Regions from separate parts of the Homo sapiens genome. Here region 1 is linked to region 2. Evidence: chromatin loops called from intact Hi-C (ENCODE). Cell type or tissue: gastrocnemius medialis. All regions are shown on one strand. Links, peaks and the distances in the headings refer to the core of each region. The heading gives the core; the rest is flanking DNA. Region 1 holds the start of DYNLT1 (dynein light chain Tctex-type 1). Region 2 overlaps SYNJ2 (synaptojanin 2).

Region 1 (2,902 bases), core at 234-2,733, 600 kb before region 2:
ATACGTTCTTGCAAACTGAGAGAAGTGCTATGAGGAAAATGTACAGGATGCAGGGGTGGAGGATGAGGAGGTCGGCTACCTTAGATGCCGTGGTCACAGAATGGCTCTCTGTAGGAGATTTTGAGCTAAGATATGTTAAAAGTTTAGTCATCCAAAGATCACTAAGATTAGTCTATAGTCTGACAACTTAGTAACTATTGACTTATGGCAGGGCAGAATGGGTGAGGGGAGGGAGGAGTCGTTGGGTTAGGTTCCTCTTGAAGGGCTCTAATAAGACCCTGATAGACCGACCAGGTTACAGTCCGATGGTCATAATCCAGATGAGAGATATCAATCTTTAACTGGGGTCCCGAGCATATGGGGTAGAAATAACAAGGGTTGTTGATGGATTAGATGTGGGATTTGAAGTTTAGGTCTACCAAATCCCTGGGACCCTTGCAGTCAGCTCTTTCTTGGGGAATGGGAAGTGGGTTCCAGCAACCTGAATTCAAGTGCATGACGAAACCAGAAAAAGCAAACGCCAAAATCAAAACTCGGAGCCTCAGAATACCTGCCAATAGATGCATATGCCCCAGCTTTCCGTGGAGGGCAGTTTACCAGAGCCCAGTGCAATTCCTAATTTCCATAAAGAACCCACATACAAATAAAGTCTGTCTAGTTCACTATGGTTAAGGTAGTCAGGAAGTGTGCCACATTTTACAAAATTTTCCACCCAAAATGTTTTTTTTTAATGGTGCTTAAAGGAAAAATTCTCATTTACCTGGAAAACTTAACTCCCCAAAGGGAAGTTTCGTTCAGATAGCTAAAGCATGCCAATCCCAGTCCCCAAGGGAACTGCAACAACGTCTCACCGGGCGCACTGCCTTCAGCAGTCACTTTCGAGTTTGTTGCCAGGTGTCCGAGCGGGTTTGAACGTCCGCGTCAATCCACACAGTACAAACCGGAGGAGGGGCCGGGACCACGCTTCCCCTCCAGGACTGCCTTTTGTACGTGTGTTTTGTTTCTGTTGCTAAGGTTTAGGGAGCTGCCCGGCTACCCTCACGGATTCCCATGGAAACTACCACCTCCCAGAGGACAGGAGGAGAGGCGAATTCAGGGTCCACCCACGGGCCCCGCCCAGGGATGGGGTCACTGAGGGTCCGGGCAGCGAAGGGCGGGGCCCGGGAGCTGGGCATGGGCGAGGCAGGCGCGAGAGGAGAGGGGCGTGGCAGGTCCGGGGCGGGGCCTGAGTGCGCCTGCGCAGTCCGCGCCACTCAGGGAGCCGGAGGGGACGCGCCGGAGGAAAGATGGAAGACTACCAGGCTGCGGAGGAGGTAACCGCCGGGTCGGCGACGGAAGGGTGGAGGCCTAGAGCCCTGGCCGCGGAAGGACACGCGGTCCTGCCCGGAAAGGCCTGGCTGCCCACCTCCTTCAGCTAGGCCAGTCTCGGCAGCCCACGGCCTGAGCTTCCCGGTCGCCGGCGCTCCGCCCGGCCCCATTCTGCCCGGACATTGCCGCCGTTTCCCCGGCGCGGGGGGCGGGAAGGGGATTGAGCTTCTTCCCGCGCGGGGAGGCACCGGGCGTGACTCGGAGAGAGCGCCCCGGTGAGCGGTGCCGAGAAACCTTCCCGCAGGGCCTCGCCTCCGGCCCGCAGCCAAGCTCGCCGAGAGGATGACATCACCGCCCCTTGCTCTGCGGGGCTGACCCCAGCCCCAGCCCCAGCCTGGAGCGGGGCGCGGCGGCCGGGCTGGGAGCGCCGAGGCTTGGACGTCTCCCCGCGGAGGTGCGGGTGACGCTCCCGCCGCCAGCCCCTCCGCCCCGGGCTGGCGTCCCGGCCATCCCGCGCCTTTGTCTCGGGCCTCACCTGGTTCTGCAACGCTGGGAATGAGTAGCACATTTCATTTCCGTTTAATATGTCTGTAAGAAAGCTCATTGTTGTGGGGAAAAAATCATCTTTTATGCCTCCTTGAGGAAGTAGGATAAAGCCCACGATGTCGCCAAGCAGAAGACACCCATCGGCACCGTGTGCGTTAAATGGCTTTCCTTCAAGCTCACGGTCATTCGGGGAATAGAGCTGATGGGCGCAGCTGAGATACAACACTCATTTTCTTCTTACTGAATAATCCTTGTTGAAATTCAGATAGAGCCCTATGGATTTATTATGCAGCCTGTCAAAAATATAAACTATAGATACATTTGGTAAGGTTGGATATCTTACCATTTATGAAATTTAGTGGCTGGGCGCAGTGGCTCACGCCTGTAATCCCAGCACTTTGGGAGGCCTAGGCGGGCGGATCACCTGAGGTCAGGAGTTCGAGAGCAGCCTGACCAACATGGAGAAACCCCGTCTCTTTTAAAAATACAAAATTAGCCGGGCGTGGTGGCGCATGCCTGTAATCCCAGCTATTCGGGAGGCCGAGGCAGGAGAATCCCTTGAACCTGGGAGGCAGAGGTTGCCGTGAGCCAAGATCGCGCCATTGCACTCCAGCCTGGGCAACAAGAGCGAAACTCCGTCTCAAAAACCAAAAAAAAAGAAAAAAATTTCGTTTAAGGAGGAATGTTTTCAGGGAAAATAAAACTAAAACTTAAGGACTGATTCTAGAGTTTCAGTTTTGATCTGATTTCCTAACTAGCACACACTTCCTGTGACAGTGGCATAATCAGTGTTTGAATGCTGATGGCAACCAAGTGAATAATGACGAGAAGAGCTGGTTCAGGAGCAGTTGGCAAAGAAAAAAGCCTTTCCCCTTAAACTGTTACTAATATAATATTGGAAAATGTCTTGTATTACAGTAATATCGAGTAAAACTTCTAAAAAAGAAATCGCTTTGTAAAGGAAAGCGCTTAATACTGCAGTCCGATTCTGACTCCCACAAATAAGGTGGCTAAGTGGCTTCATTATTCGAGATCTCAATCGCATATG
Region 2 (2,902 bases), core at 262-2,761:
AGGACTGAGGGTGAGTCACACGGAGAAGAATCAGACATATTCCCGCGCACCCCAAAACACTCTAGAGTCAGACAGACGCAGCAGTGCAATACAGGAGGAATTCACCAAGAGTCGGAACCATCCCCAGTTGTGGCCTGGAGGACAGCCCTTTGGAGGTCCTGGAAGAGGATCCCTGAACTGGCCTGGCTAGGTGCGGTGGCTCACGCCTGTAATCCCAGCACTTTGGGAGGCTGAGGCGGGTGGATCACCTGAAGTCAGGAGTTCAAGACCAGCCTGGCTAACATGGTGAAACTCCATCTCTACTAAAAATACAACAAAATTAGCTGGGTGTGGTAGTGGGCACCTGTAGTCCCAGCTACTCTGGAGGCTGAGGCAGGGGAACGGCTTGAACTCGGGGGGCAGATGTTGCAGTGAGCCGAGATTGCACCACTGCACTCCAGCCTGGGCAACAGAGTGAGACTCCATCTCAAAAAAAAAAAAAAAAAAAAAAAAAAGGAGGACCCCTGAACTGAGAGTCAGAGGGTGGAATGGATGAATTCCAAAGGGTCCTTCCCAAATTCTAAGAATCCATCATGACCATTCCCCTAATTTTTGGATTTCTTACAAACTTTACATGAAACACAACATGGTCTCCCTGTCTCCTTTTTGTGCCACACTCATTCGATCAATTCTTTCATTCTCCTGAATACAGAGCTCGAGAAGTTTCCAAAGGAAAACTCCATATTTAAAGAAAATCAGGTTTCAAAAACTCTTTTGGAACGTCTGGAATGGGAAATCTATAGATAAAGACAGTAGATGAACAGTCGAGTTGGCATGAGGGAGACTTGGAGGGGATGGGAGAGACCACTAACGGGGACAAAGTTTGTTAGTGGTGATCAAAGTGTTCTAAGATTAGATTACAGTGGTGGTTACACAACACCATAAATGCAGTAAAAGCACCAAGTTGTAGGCTTTAAATGGGTGTGTAAGTTATATTGCAATAAAGCTATTTTTCCAAAAACCTCCTTTGGGCAGCCCTCCGGAGGAGTTTCTGTGTCACAGCTGTCCTCAGGAGCGTTTCTCCGGAGGCCGTCAGTTATCTCGTGCAGTGTGGTGCGCTCTTTCTAGTGGAAAGACTGAATGTTAATCAAGACTTTTCTCCCTACCAGAGCGTGGAGCCTAAACGAGACCTCCATTCATCCATCTCACTGCCCAGGCTGACCCAGTACTTCACCAATGCTGTCACTGCAGCGTGCTGACAGCCATGGGGACAAGTGACTCACCTGCTCCTGGCACAGGGTCAAGTCAAAGAGCAGGCTAAGAAGCTGAACCCAGGACTGGGGACCCTGAGTCCAGCGTTGTCAAACACCCCCTGGAACCTGGCAGATGGCACTCTGGGCCCCAGTAGCCACTGGCTGGCAACCCAAATGCAGTCACACGAGAGCTGTCGGTAAGAAGAGCCGAGAGGCGACAAAGGCCCTGGCCGAGAGGCTTTCTGAAGGCACCCACGTCCCCTCGGGACAGGGAGGAAGACTGGGGATTAGTGGGGAGGCCCCTCCAGTCCACTCGGCCCATAACCCACCTTGTTAGAGACCCTGGTGAAGGAGGCAGCGTGTCATTCCATTGATGACAAATGTGTTCTTGGAATGTGTCCCCACCCTGTGCTCTTCCCAGGAGAAAGAATGCCAAATCTCTCTGGCACTGACCAGAGCCCTGCTTTGGACGGCAAGGGGTATTTTTAGAAATCACGGGAAAGCTGTGGAAGTCTCACGTGGCCCCACAACAGGCAGCACCGGGTGCCAGACCTACGCAGCCACAGAGCCTTCCTGAAGCCCTCCATGAGAGTCACGGCTCTCAGAAACGTCCTCAGTACACCGAACTCAGGGTCTAACCTCAGGCAGTGCTACCCAAGCTCACTTCGCGGCACCCACTCAGCAGGCACCGCAGCACCGTTCCCGAGTCAGCGGTTTCACACAGCATCCTTGACGACCAGAAACAACAAAGTGGTGTCTGTGTTTTCTACACACACGCACGCATGCATATGCACACACGTGTGCACACTTTGATAGCTCAGCTCAACACAACAGGGCTGAGGAAAAAGACTGGAAACTATGCCATGAAACGAACGTGTTAAAAGAAATCTTCCCCAGCTATTGAAGGGAAGGGCAGGGCGGACAACATCACAAGGGGACATTTAAGTTTTTTCATGACCTACCTGAAGCCCTGGCTGTTCCCAGAACAGCGGAACGGAGCCTCTGATCTGGACAAAAGATGACACTCCATCGTCCATGTAAATCATCTGCGGCACAAGGAAACAGAAAGGGAAAGGTATTCTTCAATGAAACCGAACGTCCTGGGCTGGGTAACGGGATCCGGCCACCTGTGACCCGACACCAGCCAGAATGAAGGGCGGACGGTGGACTCCGGCGTCCTCTGCTCCCCCATCCGGCAATGCGCCCTGACCTCTCGCCAGGTACTGGGCGGGCATGCTGGCTGTCGACCAGCCTCTGAGGAGGGGGTCTGCTGGGGGTTGGGGCCTCCCAGGGTCTCCGGGAATTCACACTTCTAGGGCACAACCTTATCGTCACCCTGAAAATCCCAGGAACAGCCTTCCGCCACCCCCTGTATGAATAGAAGTCAGTGTGCTCTGGAATGTAACCTTCCTTAGAGCCCTCTATTTTTGCCTTGGCAAATAGCTAAGCAGAAGAGAGCTATGAGAAAAGGACTGAATGAAATAAAATGCACCAGTGATAGCCAAAAGACCTCACTGACTGTGCTAGCCAGTCTCGTACTTGACAATGCAAGACTCAACCTGATCTTGTACTTGGTCCTGGCCCTGCCCCACTGTGTTCTTAAACACACCACTCAGTTAACACACACAACACGGTTTCCACAAGCTTCCAGTGTGACAGCACCTGCAGAG

What was found. A loop is a pair of places that touch in the nucleus more often than their neighbours do. Peaks named below come from ENCODE experiments on the same cell type or tissue, not always from the same donor. Only the 100,000 strongest peaks of a DNase experiment are listed, where the experiment ranks them.
Region 1: it touches region 2 in a loop (3-fold over the local background); 2 of 110 quality-filtered maps call a loop at or near these places.

Annotation. Positions count from the first base shown.
Region 1 is chr6:158,643,093-158,645,994 of GRCh38, reverse strand. It overlaps DYNLT1 (dynein light chain Tctex-type 1), which reads left to right and starts at 1,252. Exons shown (of 5, transcript NM_006519.4): 1 at 1,252-1,313. The coding sequence starts at 1,287. It also overlaps a transcript of SYTL3 not described here. RefSeq lists silencers at 1,095-1,324, 1,485-1,814 and an enhancer at 938-1,881. In gastrocnemius medialis, for the core only: no CTCF peak of the experiment used is centred there; DNase peaks (open chromatin) are centred at 1,174 and 1,595; H3K4me3 peaks cover 2,337 bases; H3K27ac peaks cover 2,500 bases.
Region 2 is chr6:158,042,692-158,045,593 of GRCh38, reverse strand. It overlaps SYNJ2 (synaptojanin 2), which reads right to left. Exons shown (of 27, transcript NM_003898.4): 5 at 2,195-2,278. Among named protein-coding and RNA genes, the nearest start is that of SYNJ2-IT1, 43 kb to the right of the region's middle. In gastrocnemius medialis, for the core only: no CTCF peak of the experiment used is centred there; DNase peaks (open chromatin) are centred at 1,253, 1,733 and 2,353; H3K4me3 peaks cover 1,843 bases; H3K27ac peaks cover 2,500 bases.